Regions from separate parts of the Homo sapiens genome. Here regions 1, 2 and 3 are each linked to region 4. Evidence: chromatin contacts called from ENCODE Hi-C or POLR2A ChIA-PET data. All regions are on one chromosome and are shown on one strand. The core of a region is the stretch at or near the end of the contact, and the rest is flanking DNA. Distances in the headings are between cores, read along the strand shown. Region 1 holds the start of F11R (F11 receptor). Region 2 holds the start of DEDD (death effector domain containing). Region 3 holds the start of ATF6 (activating transcription factor 6). Region 4 has its middle 9.5 kb from the start of TRV-CAC1-1.

Region 1 (3,634 bases), core at 208-2,707, 370 kb before region 4:
CAGTTCTTGTGCTATAGGGTGCCTGAGATGCTGGATCAAAGAATGGAAAAAGGAAAAGCAAGTCAAGAGGGTTTGGTTCCATTCCCAGGTTCCACCCCTAACTCTATTGTCATTGAAGTCATTTCCCCTTTTGGACTTGTTTCCTTATCAGTAAAATAGAAAGAGGATGATATATGCCTCTGGTCCAATCTCTCCCAAGGGTTTATGTTGTGATAAGGTAGAAATGAGCAGTCAATCCATCTAAGGGCAGGGAATCTACATACACCAAACTGATTGTAATCATTCATTTAACACTTTCTAAAACAAGAACCTTGGGGGTGGGGGGAGACTCATGTAGAACACATACTGACACAACTACTCACACAACGACACGCACACTCAAGAATCAGATAAACACACAGGTACTGCCACAGGTTGACTAACGCACAAACCAACCGACTAAACGCTCAGCCCCACACAAACACATCTAGAGACAGAGGCATGCCCTAGCAAGTGAGCCTCATTGTTCCTCAGGAAAGGGAGTTTACAAAGGAAACAAAAACTCTCATACACAGCCAGAGGGAGGGCAGAGCTCTGGCTCTGATGAGAATCCAGCCAACCAACAGATACACTCTCCCCCTGGGAAGAGTCACTCAATCAACAACACGTATTAAGGACTCCTGAGGTAGTTATTCCATAAAGGAACTTCGCTGGAACCTCTGCTGCGCTTAGAGAAATTTCAGGTTTCTATTGCATTTCCTCTTTAGACTGTGCACCCAGACATTTTCCCAGAGCAACCGCCGCAATTCAAAGATTCAGAAGAGCCAGAGACTCCTTCAGCAAAAGCTAGGGGAAGAGACTTCCACCCCAGACCACCTCCATTTGATTTTCTTCGAAGACCGTTAAAGGAGCCAAGGCTCCCGGCTGCGCAGCGGGGTTCGTGGATGCTGGGTGGCCGTTGGAGGGGCAGGCTGGCCCTTCCCAGGTGCGTGTGGAGCGCGCGCTGGGTAGATGAGTGTGGAAGGGTCCTTGGCCCGACGGCCCTCTCCAGTGAGGACGAGGAGTGTACCTCTGGTGTGTGCAGATGGGTCAGCTCCCTCCTGGTGGCCGTGAGGGGTGCGGTCACAACTCACCAGTGTGGGGGAGGGGAGCCAGCCACTCACCCAGCTGTGAGAGTGGTGAAAGAGGGACCAGCCAGGGGTGGAAAAGATAATTCGCAGAACGATATAGGAAGGTTTCTGAGCTCCTCCCCTCCCGCGGGCTAGGGGCGTGGGGAGAGCCTTCCTCCAACCTCTGACCCGACCAACCGATTCCTCCCGAAACTCTGGGAACTTACACAACAGGATCGCCAATATGAAGAGGCACAACAGTTTCCTCTCGACTTGCGCCTTTGTCCCCATCGCGATCAGGCTCCCGACACAACAGCCGCCGAAGGACTCCTGGGAACAGACACAGCTCCGCGACTACAGCGAGGGGACTGAGAGCCAGCCGCCAGGTGGAACCCCGCCCGGCCCCGCCCTCCGCGCCTGATTGGCCAGCTCCCCACCCCTGCACGTTCCGATTGGTGTAAGGAACCGCTGCTCTTCAGAACGAGTCACCTCGGCCAGGTGTTACCCCGCCGCCACTCCCCGCCTCGGCGCACTGGCGCCTTTCCCCACAGGAGCTGCCTCAGATTGGCCCAGGAGACTGTCGCGTCAGGAGACGAATTCCGCACCTTCAGCAGGTGACGGCCCCCTGATTGGTTGGTGTTCCCGAAGTAGCGACTTCCTGACTGGCTGGGTTCTCAGTTGGAGCTAGAGGGCTGAGAAGTACCTCTAAGGAGGAAGTAGGAAAGGCAGTCGTGGTGTGGGATTTACGGAGACCGGCTTGGCTTGGGGTTTTGTGTTTGTTTGAATGTAAGTTGCTTGGTGCAACTGCACCTGCAGTTTGGTCCTGCAGAAACTTTGGTCCTGCCTCTTGGCAAGTAAAAAACAAATATTAATATGGGAGGGTAGGGGAGAAGACCCGGAGAGAAATGGAATGTTACTTTGGCACCACCTCCAAACTGTTCCTCTGTCCACCCCACCGGCTTTGAGAGATGAGCTACGCTGGGAGGAAGAAAGGGGAAAAAAAAGGGAAAGGGAGCACTCAACTGGAAAATGGGAGCCTGGGCAGTATAGTCCCAGCTACTTGGGAGGCTGAGGTGGGAGGATGGCTTGAGCCCGGAGGCGGAGGTTGCAGTGAGCCTAGATCGCGCCACTGAACTACAGCCTGGGCGACAGAGCCAGACCCTGTCTCAAAAAACAAACAACAACAACAAAAATTTAAAAACCCACAACAACACAACTTGGGAAGAGCAGAATTACGTTATCTCAAGAAGAAAGTTAAACAGATGTACACAAAACACACCCAGATGATACAAACTGAGCTGAACATGCTCTAGAAACATCTCTGGGTGACTGGATATGTCCTTTACACATATTTGATCTGTGAACAGGTCCCTACATTTCAGAATTGTTTGTTTTCTCACTGTGACTAATAGTTGTGTGCTGACTAAGCCACCTTTTTTCTATAGACAATGTTGATACTCAAACTTTCTGTTAATATTTATATTGCTACATCATTTTTAATTGAAATTCATGCTCAACACCTTTGCTAGTTGTAGTTTCTATTTTACGATGATTTAATTTTAACTGTACTAAGCATATGCAGACTGTGGGGAAAAAACTTCCTTAGCATTACCTCATTGCAAGGGAAAAGACCACATTTTTATCCAAAAGAATGATATTGTTTGACATTTTGCCTTTTTCACCTTTGCTCTCATTCCTTTGTCCCCATCTCTTTGGCCAAAGTTCTGCTTCTGGTTCCATTCAATTTAAACCACCTACTGGGTGCTTAATAGTCTTGGCCGGGTGCGTGGCACACGCCTATAATCCCAGCACTTTGGGAGGCCGAGGTGGGTGGATCACCTGAGGTCAGTCTGACTAACGTGGTGAAACCCTGTCTCTACTAAATACAAAAAAAATTAGCCGGGCGTGGTGGCACATGCCTGTAATCTGAGCTACTTGGGAGGCTGAGACAGGAAAATCGCTTGTACCTGGGAGGAGGAGGTTGCAGTGAGCTGAAATCGCGCCATTGCACTCCAGCCTGCTGGGCATCAAGAGCGAAACTCCGTCTCAAAAAAAAAAGAAAAGAAAAGAAAGAAATTTAAAGTCTTGGAGAAAGGTATATACACTGACAGCTGGGCTCTGTGACGTGTGCCTGTAATCCCAGCTACTCAGGAGGCTGAGGCAGGAGGGGAGGATCACTTAAGGCCAGGAGTTTGAAACCAACCAGGGCAACATAGGGAAAAGACTCTGTGTCTAAGAAATTTTATTTATTTATTTATTTTTGAGACGGAGTCTTGCTCTGTCGCCCAGGCTGTAGTGCAGTGGCGCGATCTCTGCTCACTGCAAGCTCCGCCTCCCGGGTTCACGCCATTCTCCTGCCTCAGCCTCCGGAGTAGCTGGGACTACAGGCGCCCGCCACCATGCCTGGCTAATTTTTTTTTGTATTTTTAGTAAGACGGGATTTCACCGTGTTAGCCAGGATGGTCTCAATCTCCTGACCTTGTGATCCGCCCGCCTCGGCCTCCCAAAGTGCTGGGATTACAGGCGTGAGCCACCGCGCCCAGCCT
Region 2 (3,463 bases), core at 569-3,068, 260 kb before region 4:
TAGCACAAGTTTCACAGCCAGCAGCAAAACAAAAACAAATAAGGAGGGGAAAATAATTAATTTTCAAGTTTTACTTTGAAACCTCAGAGGCCCATAGAATTAGACAATCTCGTTGCAAAAGTACACAGACAAGCCTAAAACCATTTAGAGAACTCACCCCCAACAAGTCTCCAGGCTTCCCTAACTCTCTATTAGTCAATTTACAAAAACAATACCAACTCCAAGAATTTCCAGTCTCAATGGCTTGCGGCAAGACAGCTCCCAAATTTAAGAACTTCTGGGAAAACCAATTACCCTCTGGCAGCTTCTCATCTTCCTCCACAATTCCTTATTCCTATTTTGTTACAATATTAACGTTAACTTTCACCTTTAGAAAAAACTGGGAGGAAAGTGGTTACAGCAGACCAGCACTATCCTCCAAATTCTACATTTGGCCCTTTCCCTTAACTAGCACACAATGAGAACAAAATATCTAATGGCGCAGCATCCACTCATACGTCTATGTTTCACCAGGGAAAAGTTTTTCTACATACAGTATCCATGTTACCCCCTCCCTTCCAGACTTAAAACAGCAAAAGGGTCTGGAAACTACAGCACTCATTTAATTAACCTGTCTAGATGCCACTCTATCTTTTCTCTTTCCCTCCTCAGACTTCCAGAGCCTCCACCTTAGCATATAGGGTTCCAATATAGCCATGTCTGCTCCCCCACTCTTGTATTGCTAATGCTAAAAACTAGAAAAGTCCTTTGCTCCTCCACACTTGGGCGACACCGGCTTCCCCATTTTCCCAAGCAGGAAAAACAAGGGAACAGTAAGCTAGGGAGTCTTTTGGAAAACAAACCCAGTTGAATTCTCATCCAACCCCAATTCTGCAAACCCACATGACCATTCCCTTCTGCCCTTCCCACCCTCTTAAAAGCTAAGGGCCTGGCAATTAGAATTGGCTGCAACTGATGCTGCTTAACTCTGTTCTCTCCTCCTCTCCACCGGGGAAAGGGAAACCCCCGAACCTCTATCACCCGTGCAGCTCCACTGTCCTATCTCCCATTCCACTCCCCTTCCTCCCAAACTTTCTTCCTCCCAGTCTCTCACTTTCTCCATTACCTCCTCCCACCGACACTCTCTCCATTCCCCAAGCCTCCGTTCTCTCCTTTTCCACCCAAATTCTCCCCTAGGCCCTTCCCCCTCCCACCTCCAATTTAACACTTTCGAAGCCCCCCAGAAACGTCTTAACTCCAATTCTGACCTTTACCCACCTCCTCGCAACACCCCTCATCAGAGTCCAGTCCTCCCTCCAACCACATGCCACAGCCCCCTTCCCCTTCACACCCTCAGCCTCTCCCTCCTGCTCCTACCCCCTTCAATACGAGCGGATCGCAGCCCCACTCCCCACCTCGGCCTCTCTAATACCCCTGGCTGGGCCCAGTCTCAGCCCTTGTTTACGCCCCTCCCCATGCCCTCACTCCTCCGTCTCGACCCCTGCCCTCTCCCGCAGTTGCCATCTCCCCTGCACGCCCCCCTCGGCAGCTCCCCTCCCCCACCTCTCAGCGTCCCGTCACCTCCCTCTCTTGAGGTTCTCAGGCTGGACGTCGCCACCGCCTCCCCCTCCACTTTCCTTCCCCAAGCCCTTTGCGGCCCCGCCCGGCCCCGCCCCGTCCCGCTCGACTCCCTCTCCCCACTCCGGCCGCCCCTCCGCCTCACTCTCGGCTCAGGCTCGGCGCCGCCATGTTGGATCCATCCGCGCCGCTCTCCCGGGCCTGCCTCACGGCGCCGCATCCGGGCTCCAGCAGCCGCCGCCGCCGCCGCCGCCGCGGCCGTGGGGGAGGGGACAGGCGGGCGGGGGTGGCTGCATCCTGAACGGCGCCTCCCGGAACCCGGCCGGTTAGTGGCGGCTTCGAGGCCATAGTGAGACATGAGCCGGAGTAGCCATAGTAAGTGAGGGCAGCCTGGCAGCGGCATTAATCGGGGAGTGGATAGCTTCACTTCGGGAGGAGAGATAGAGATTGGCAGCCATCTTGCTTTGGGGCAAGCTGGCAACGCCGGTTTGTCTTGACGGCTGCTTAGGGCGGTAATAAGGGATCGAAGAGGATAGCATTCTTGAATGGGAAACATTGGTGGCGCCACAGCTGGCTGGTGGCGACTTCAAGACCCACTGGAAGGCTGGGATTGGCAGCCATGACTCATAAGGGCGGAATACCACGGGGATCGGTTTGTCTGGCGAACTTGAGTGAAGGGTCAAGATCTGGATTTCACCTTTCCTCTGAGCTTCCTGATAACCCGGACGTTCCGTAAACCCGGATCCGGAGCCGAAAGTGGTGCCCAGATCCCGTCTCGGAATTCATTTGTTCAGCATTTACCTTTTGAACGCCGGTTTCCTGTAGGAAGTGTCGCCTAGCTGATCCGTGTAGGGCTGTTGGGAATTGGGGGTGGGGAGGATGGTGCGGGTACGTTCTGGTGTGGCTTAAGAAAGTGGTAATAGATAGGGGAAGACCAGATTATGCGAAGCCTTGTAAATTAATTGATTTTTATCCTTAAGGCAATGAAAAGTCTTTGAAGAATCTCAGCAGAGGTGTGAACAATTTCATTTGCATTTTAGATCGCTGCGTGCAGTGTGAAGGATGAATGAATTGAGGAGAATCAAGGAGAGCAGTTGTGAGGCTCTTTTCCAGGCAAGGATGATGATGGTCTGCCTGTGGAAGGGAGAGTGCGGATGGGGAGATACAGATTGGTTTAAGAGGTACGAATGTTGTGACTTGGACAACTGGGGAATAATGATACCAGTTTCTTTCTCGTTTAGGGGGGAGATAATGAGTTTTAGGTGCCCCTGGGATATTAGCTAATGTGGGTTGGGAACTCAAAAGAAAGGTTTGAGGTGTGTGTGCGTGTGCATATAGATAGCTGTTGAAGCCATGAAGTGGGCTGGAGAGGATACCTGCATTTGCGGGATAGGATGAGGGAAGCCGAAAAGAACACTGAGAAGGGGCAAACCGAAAGGAAAGAAGAAAACCATAGAGAACTATCAAGGAAACTGGTGAAAGCGTTTAGTGTAACAGAGATATAGTAAAATGCTAACTAAAATATATACATCAGGGCCGGGCATGGTGACTCACACCTGTAATCCTAGCTTTGGGAGGCCGAGGCGGGTGGATCACTTGAGGCCAGGAGTTCGAGACCAGCCTGACCAACATGGTGAAACCCTGTCTCTTCTAAAAATACAAAAAAAATTAGATGGGTGTGGTTGCACATGCCGGTAATCCCAGCTACTTGGGAGGCTGAAGCATGAGAATTGCTTGAACCCAGGAGGCAGAGGTTGCAGTGAGCCGAGATCGCGCCACTGCATTTCAGCCTGGGCACCAGAGCAAGACCCTGTCTCAAAAAAAATGAAATAAATAGGCCGGGTGCTGTGGCTCACTCCTGTAATCCCAGCACTTTGGGAGGCCATGGCGGGCAGATCACCTGATG
Region 3 (3,310 bases), core at 698-3,197, 380 kb after region 4:
CATTCAAGGAAATACCATGGGTAGATCCTTAATATCCAATAAGAAAAATGATTTGGAGAACATTAAAGTTTACATACATTAAAAAAACCCAAATGACACTAAATGCATGTGTCTATAAACATGTTTAAGCACCGTAAAACTAAAAATAAAAGTGGACTAGAATTACACTTTTATTTTTATAAAATAAAATTTTATACCCATAAAATTCATGGTAGAAGTGGCCTACGCCAAGGGAGGAAAATGAAGCAGGGAGGAAAGAGGAATTCAATTCTGTAGTATTTAATTTCTTATGAAAAATCTGGGACAAAAATGAAAAATGTTAAATTTTTAAATTCTTGGTGATAGGTCACAAATGTTTGTTTCATAATTACTTGCACTTTTTGAATAAAAATAAAATCTTTTGGAAATTAAAAAAATTGGCGATTTGTCATGGTGATTTTCTTAAAAGACTAAGGTGTCTAGTGGGATACAGAAGACTCGATGATTTTATTTTATTTTAGGTTTTTTTTTTTTTTTTTTTTTTGAGACGCAGTCTCGCAATGTCGACCAGGCTGGTGTGCAGTGGTGCGATCTCCGCTCGCTGCAACCTCTGCCTCCCGCGTTCATGCGATTCTCCTGCCTCAGCCTCCCGAGTAGCTGGGATTACAGCTACTTGCCCGCCACCACGCCTGGCTAACTTTTTGTATTTTTAGTGGAGACAGGGTTTCACTATGTTGGCCAGGCTGGTCTCGAACTCCTGACCTCGTGATCCGCCCGCCTCGGCCTCCCAAAGTGCTGGGATTACAGGCGTGAGCCACCGCGCCCGGCCTTATTTTAGTTTTTTATGTCAATTTTTGAATTTGTAATTGGGTGAGAATTAAAGTGTTATAAATTTCACCTTAAGTGAAAATTTATTAGTTTTCTAATGACAAAAGTAGTTACATCTGACGTAAGGGGATTTAATTATCTTTTTCTGGGCTTGCGTCCCGGAACGCTGCTGCATTATGTAATCTGTAGTAATATACCCACGAGCAGTTTGGAGGGTTCTGGGAAGCACATTTGTTTTGCTTACCTACCATGGGAAAGATTCCACGTGGTCCTAGAAGCATACGTATTCGTCGGTTACAGTATTTTAAATATTCACTGGCCGCTGAAATTTAAAATGGATGAAAAAGAAATTCTCTTAAGTAGCGTTCTTGAAACTGCTTTATCAAACTCAGTTCATATTTTCAGTTGGAGTTCGTGATGTATGTGATTTTCCTTTAAATAAAACCCGAATCTTTAGTAATACAAATATTGGGAACTTCGATTACTGTAGGTCTTAGGGTAGACTCGCTTGGACTTTGACTAAATACTATGCTTTAGAAATTTATCTTTAGGAGATAAATTTGGGGGGTTTATCTTTTTATATTTGCTTTGTTTCAATTTATTTAAATAAAAGTAGTCTTTCTAGAAGTATGTTTTATAGTACCACTTACCTCGGTTACTGTCCCAGTTAAGCAGTTTTCACGAATGTGGAAAAATAGTAGTGTTTTTCTTTCATACACGCGTATATGAAAAATTTTTACATTGATAGAGAATTATTCGTAAAAATTAAAGTAAATTTACTGTTAGTCTCTAATTTTGTTCTGAGATAGCCACGCTGTGGCATTAAGAAGGATAATCAAGGAATAAGCCATAATGTTCAGAAAGGGGCTTTACTTTTTATTTTTAATATTATTGATAAACTTTGTTTAGTCGAATTGATGTCTGCGTGTCTTCCCCCGCCTTCCCCATAAAACAGCGGGACAGAAAGTCCTGAAAACTCCAAAAGGGAAATATTTACTCAGAGGTCTATTCAAATTTGCTTAGTCTCTGACGTTTTCCTGTGTCGTACAAATCCCTCGTGCGGCAAAAGTAGTTTGTCTTTACTAGGCCACCGTCTCGTCAGCGTTACGGAGTATTTTGTCCGCCTGCCGCCGCCGTCCCAGATATTAATCACGGAGTTCCAGGGAGAAGGAACTTGTGAAATGGGGGAGCCGGCTGGGGTTGCCGGCACCATGGAGTCACCTTTTAGCCCGGGACTCTTTCACAGGCTGGATGAAGATTGGGGTGAGTGGGATCTGAGAATGTACCAGGGTGGCTCGGGTTCGCGTCTAAAGGTTTCTTCCTCCCTACTTCCGCCCACTCGTGGTGACAGGTGTGGACCAACCCTGCCTGGGGAGTGAGGCCCCTCGTCACTCCTGTTCGTGCCCCTGGAAGAGTCTGGGAGTATCGTTCGGCTTCTGTCCTGGCCACAGGGAGAGTAGAATATTGTCTAACTGGAGTTAACTGTCGTTTTTCACTATTCCCACTGGGGAAGTACCGGGTGATCTTTTTGTGTGGCTAACACTGGACGTCTTTAGGAGGTTTAGAGCAAAATGGCTGGGACCGCCAAAAAGGCTACAAGCTATTTCCTGAGTGTGAAATGTGGGCGGTGAGCACAATGGAGTGGGTTTTTGTGTGTTTGGTGTATATGAGAGAATGTGGTTATATACAAGAAATTCTAATCTTACAGCTTTTACTATTGGTTTAAGCCTGATGTCCGTCTTGGCAGAAAAGCAAAACACCCAAGCACCTGACCTCGGGTCCCTGCTTAGCTACACCTAATACTTATGGTGTAATCCTGACTGCTCTCCAGATACAGCTCTTAATTTTCTTGTTAATGGATATTTTGTTTGGTTTTGGTGGTCAGGAAGGGTGGAATGGGATGAAGTGGAAATGAGAATGAAGAAACTTTGTTATCTAAGTATTTAGAGGAGACTTTTATTCTCCTCTTGATTGCAAGATATAATAGTAATATTGTTCTTAGGTTCCAATATGAATTTGGGATTGTGTAGGTTCCCAAATGGGCCCGCTAGTGAGCCTACACCACTCATCAGCCTTGGAACTGGGGGGAACCCAGTTTATCTTTCTCCCTTGGATCAGCATTCTCAATAGCAGGAGTGGAAGGAATCTCAACTTTTTATTGAACAAAGTCATTTAATTGTTTCAAGGACAGATGTTCTCTAAAACTATATTCTATTGGAGATTTATTTTAATCCTTGGGTAGATTTTTTAAGAGTTGCTGGAAAACTTAAGATTTTTTATTCCCATTTTCCCAAGCCAAATGCATTAGTGACAGTAACCATTTATTTAGCTCTTTGTGTCAGGGACCCTGTTAAACTCTTGACATGAAGTATTTTGTTTAATCCTACCAACAGTCCAATGAGGTACTGTTTATTTTAGAGATGAGGAAACTGAGGCTAACAGAATTTGTGCTCAGATTCTTAGAGCTAGTTAGTGGCAGAAGAAGGATCAGACCAGGTTTTTC
Region 4 (3,417 bases), core at 56-2,555:
TCTCTTGAACCCGGGAGGGGAGGCGGAGGTTGCAGTGAGCCGAGATAGCACCACTGCACTCCAGCCTGGGCGACAGAGCCAGACTCCGTCTCAAAAATAAAATAAAAATAAATAAATAAAATCCTTTCCCTCAGGAGCAGGAGGCTTAGATTCCTTCCAGCACTGGCCTTGCCTTCAGGGTTTCACTGGTATATTTGGGGAGTGTTCTGCAAGGGGTGTAAAAGTGAGCAGCTGCATTTGTTCAAGGCAGCAGGAAGTACTGCTGGGACCCCAAACCCAGCCTCCTGCAGTTTCCTCACTGCCTCACCTTGTGGCCAGAAGAAGCTAGGCAATCCACCCCTTCCATGGTAGGGCCGGGGCTCATGTTCCTTTATTTGGTTCGAACCTCAGTTTACCTCTCCAAGGACTCCAAGATAAAAGCACATTCTTTGTAGGACTGGTTTCAAGTGATGCACCAGTGTAAAAAGGGATTTGCGGGCAATCAGTATAAATGATTTGGGTTTGGATTTAGCTCCGTCACTTAATATAAGGGGATCTTGGGCATGTCTCTACAATTTTATTTCTTCATCTGTAATATCTTGATAATGGTTACTTCATAAGATTATTAAAAGGATTAGATGACACTGTAAATTACTTAGCCTTACAGAAAGTAAATGTAAAGCAGGCCACGCACGGTGGTGGCTCACGCCTTAATTCCAGCACTTTGGGAGGCCGAGGCGGGTGGATCACCTGAGGTCGGGAGTTCCAGACCAGCCTGACCAACACGGAGAAACCCCCATCTCTACTAAAAATACAAAATTAGCTGGGCGTGGTGGCACATGCCTGAAATCCCAGCTACTCGGGAGGCTGAGCCAGGAGAATCGCTTGCACCTGGGAGGCGGAGGTTGCAGTGAGCGGAGATCGCGCCATTGCACTCCAGGCTGGGCAACAAGAGCCAAGAGCCAAACTCCGTCTCAAAAAAAAAAGTAAATGTAAAGCAAAAGTTAGTTACGATTAGAAAAATGCATATTAACAAATTAAAGACTCCGCAAGCTATTTAATTAAAGAGAATTGCTTAATTCTGTCGGACCCCAAATTTTCCTGCTTGACAAATTCACAGAACCCTTTCAAACGAAACACCAATAATTAGGATTAGGGTGGAGACGGAGGAGCTGGAGTGAACGGGACTTGGCTGGAACACGTCCACGCACGAGTATGAGGTGAGGTATGCAGGTCAATGGGAACGCCACTCCCCTCGGGAAGGACACGGCACAGTCTTTTCGTCCTCCTGGGGCTGAACCCGGGACGTCAACACGAGGCTAACGGGACAGCTGTTTCTCCGCTCCCTCGTCACAGCCCGCGCGTGCTCCGCTCCGCTTCCCTTCAACCGACGTATTGCCAGTACCGTCTCCGTCTTGTCCAGCCCCCGCTGTCGGGAACTGAGAGCACCCTTTCCCAGACTTCCGGTCTTGACTCATTGCTGACGGGAAAGCTCCGGACCTCTGCGAGCCGTGGGGCGGGGCGCGGCGAGAGGAGGGGCGGGGCTCACGAGTGACGAAGGGCAGAAGGGCGGGGCGGGACGAGAGGAGGGGAGGGGCGAGCGGAGGGGAGGGACGAGAGGAGGGGCGGGACGAGAGGGGGGCGGGACGAGAGGAGGGGCGGGGCTCACGAGTGACGCAGGGCAGAAGGGCGGGGCGCAAGAGAGACTGAGAGCACTACGCGGGTGAGAGGAGGGGCGGGGCGTGGGAGTGACGGGGCGTGGGAGTGACTGGGCGCGGAGAGGCCGGAGCCGGAGGCGAGGCGAGGCGTGAGAGTGAATGAGGGAGGAGGGCTGTGAGGGGCTGGAGCGCCCCTGGGTGTCCTTGAGATTGCGGGAAATTCGGGTCACTTTTTCCCCAGGCCTCAGGCCTGCCGCGTCGAATTTGGGGTCTTCGCTAGGCCTGCAAGGTTGGCCGACGTTCAGGATCGGTGCCCAGGAGATGGGCTGCCTTCTCTGGGGCTGGGCAAGGGACTCTGCCTGGCAGCGCGCCTGGACCGGGGCGGGAGCACAGGGCTGGATGCGGGGCACCTCGGCGTGATTCGCGGCGGCAAGTCTCTTTTGCATCCCTACCCTGAGTTCCCCCATTCTCTTTCCCCGAAGCAACCACTGTTAGGGTTTTTGCGTGCCCTTCCTAGATGATCTCCAGTCGTCCCTCGGTATCCGCAGGCAGATTAGCTCCAGGACAGCAAGCACCCCATACTAAAATCTGCGGATGCTGAAGTCCCTCCTATAAAATGGCATAGTATTTACCTACAACTACGCACATCCTCCCACACACTTTAAATCAGCTATGGATTACTTGTAATACCTAATACAATGTAGTTATACTGTGTTGTTTGTATTTGCATTATTTTTATTGTTATTTTTCCTAATATTTTGGGAACCCGCTCGTGTGGGAGGTTCCCATACATGTATATATATTAATATGCATAAATATATTTCCTCCATTTTCCCCTTACTCAAAAACCCCACACTACACACTACTCTTCACCCATCTTTTCAGTTAGCAGTAAGTCTTGAATCTGTCCAAGAGCAGGATGACATGCAAAATGAGTGATTTAAAACTCTTTCTACAGCTGGGCTTTAAAGTACTTCCAGCTTTTTACTACTGTTTTGGCAGAGGGCTCACCTATGGGAATTAAAAGATGAATTTCCAGCCTGGGCATATAATAAGACTTGTCACTACAAAATAAAATAAAATTAGCTGGGTGTGGTGGCAGTCGCCTGTGGTCGCAGCTACTCAGGAGGCTGAGGTGGGAGAATCCCTTGAGCCTGGAACGTCGAGGCTGCAGGTTCAAGTGATTCTCCTGCCTCAGCCTCCCTAGTAGCTGGGATTACAGTGTGCACCACTACGCCTGGCTAATTTTTGTATGTTTAGTAGAGACAGGGTTTCACCATGTTGGCCAGGCTGTTCTCAGACTCCTGACCTCAGGTGATCTGCCGGCCTCGGCCTCCCAAAGTGCTGGGATTACAGGCTTGAGCCACTGTGCCTGGCCCGAAGTGGGGAGTTTTTATGCAGCTGGAGAGTAAAGGAGGGGGAGTTTCAGAGACCTGAGGGGAAAAGTCTATGTTTCTTCAGTCTCCGATAATGCCTTGAACAACCAGACTTCTGGGCATCAGCAATTGGACATAACATCCTTAAAGTAATTCATCCGAATCTTCTGCTTTTTTTTTTTTTTTTTTTTGAGACAGGGTCTCACTCTATTGCCCAGGCTGGACTGCAGTGACATGATCTCAGCTCACTGTAACCTCCGTCTCCCAGGTTCAAGCGATTCTGCCACCTCAGCCTCCTGAATAACTGGGACTACAGGCACGTATCACCCAGCTAATTTTTGTTTTTTGTTTTTTTTTGGTAGAGATGATGTTTCACTATGTTGGCCAAGGTTGTCTCGAACTCA

What was found. Hi-C counts contacts between places; a loop is a spot of excess contacts on that map. ChIA-PET counts read pairs that join two places held with the same protein, here RNA polymerase II (POLR2A). Pooled maps may share reads with other maps.
Region 1: a loop to region 4 is called in a map of endothelial cell of umbilical vein, with 4 times the contacts of the local background. The contact joins the promoter of F11R here to the enhancer-like site in region 4. A Hi-C loop is called at or near these places in 1 of 168 maps with a recorded cell type or tissue (endothelial cell of umbilical vein) and 7 of 50 pooled maps. POLR2A ChIA-PET finds 5 or more read pairs at or near these places in 9 of 52 experiments (CD4-positive, alpha-beta T cell, CD8-positive, alpha-beta T cell, GM10248 and 6 more).
Region 2: a loop to region 4 is called in a map of ascending aorta, with 3 times the contacts of the local background. The contact joins the promoter of DEDD here to the enhancer-like site in region 4. A Hi-C loop is called at or near these places in 1 of 168 maps with a recorded cell type or tissue (ascending aorta) and 10 of 50 pooled maps. POLR2A ChIA-PET finds 5 or more read pairs at or near these places in 7 of 52 experiments (HepG2, MCF 10A, Panc1 and 3 more).
Region 3: a map of B cell shows a loop between it and region 4 (5-fold over the local background). The contact joins the promoter of ATF6 here to the enhancer-like site in region 4. A Hi-C loop is called at or near these places in 3 of 168 maps with a recorded cell type or tissue (B cell, CD4-positive, alpha-beta memory T cell and CD8-positive, alpha-beta T cell), 2 of 37 single-sample maps with no recorded cell type and 12 of 50 pooled maps. POLR2A ChIA-PET finds 5 or more read pairs at or near these places in 1 of 52 experiments (B cell).

The regions. Positions count from the first base shown.
Region 1 is chr1:161,019,695-161,023,328 of GRCh38, forward strand. F11R (F11 receptor) reads right to left here and starts at 1,458. Exons shown (of 10, transcript NM_016946.6): 1 at 1,316-1,458. The coding sequence starts at 1,379. RefSeq lists enhancers at 699-828, 839-888, 1,189-1,438, 1,591-2,188.
Region 2 is chr1:161,130,849-161,134,311 of GRCh38, forward strand. It overlaps DEDD (death effector domain containing), which reads right to left and starts at 1,819. Exons shown (of 6, transcript NM_032998.3): 1 at 1,703-1,819. RefSeq lists enhancers at 689-1,512, 1,974-2,283 and silencers at 1,334-1,553, 1,604-1,953.
Region 3 is chr1:161,764,373-161,767,682 of GRCh38, forward strand. ATF6 (activating transcription factor 6) reads left to right here and starts at 1,948. Exons shown (of 16, transcript NM_007348.4): 1 at 1,948-2,070. The coding sequence starts at 1,989. ATF6-DT (ATF6 divergent transcript) reads right to left here and starts at 1,775. Exons shown (of 3, transcript NR_187280.1): 1 at 1,458-1,775; 2 at 1,052-1,129. LOC124904444 (a long non-coding RNA gene) reads left to right here and starts at 2,077. Exons shown (of 2, transcript XR_007066695.1): 1 at 2,077-2,434. RefSeq lists enhancers at 57-226, 1,766-1,845, 1,876-1,955.
Region 4 is chr1:161,388,531-161,391,947 of GRCh38, forward strand. No RefSeq gene overlaps it. Among named protein-coding and RNA genes, the nearest start is that of TRV-CAC1-1, 9.5 kb to the right of the region's middle. RefSeq lists an enhancer at 1,152-1,351 and a silencer at 1,532-1,751. Within about 2 kb of position 1,306, at least 34 of the 41 ENCODE cell types and tissues checked have a DNase peak (open chromatin) inside an H3K27ac peak, as active enhancers do; they include B cell, PC-3, Panc1 and 2 more, where a contact is called at or near this core.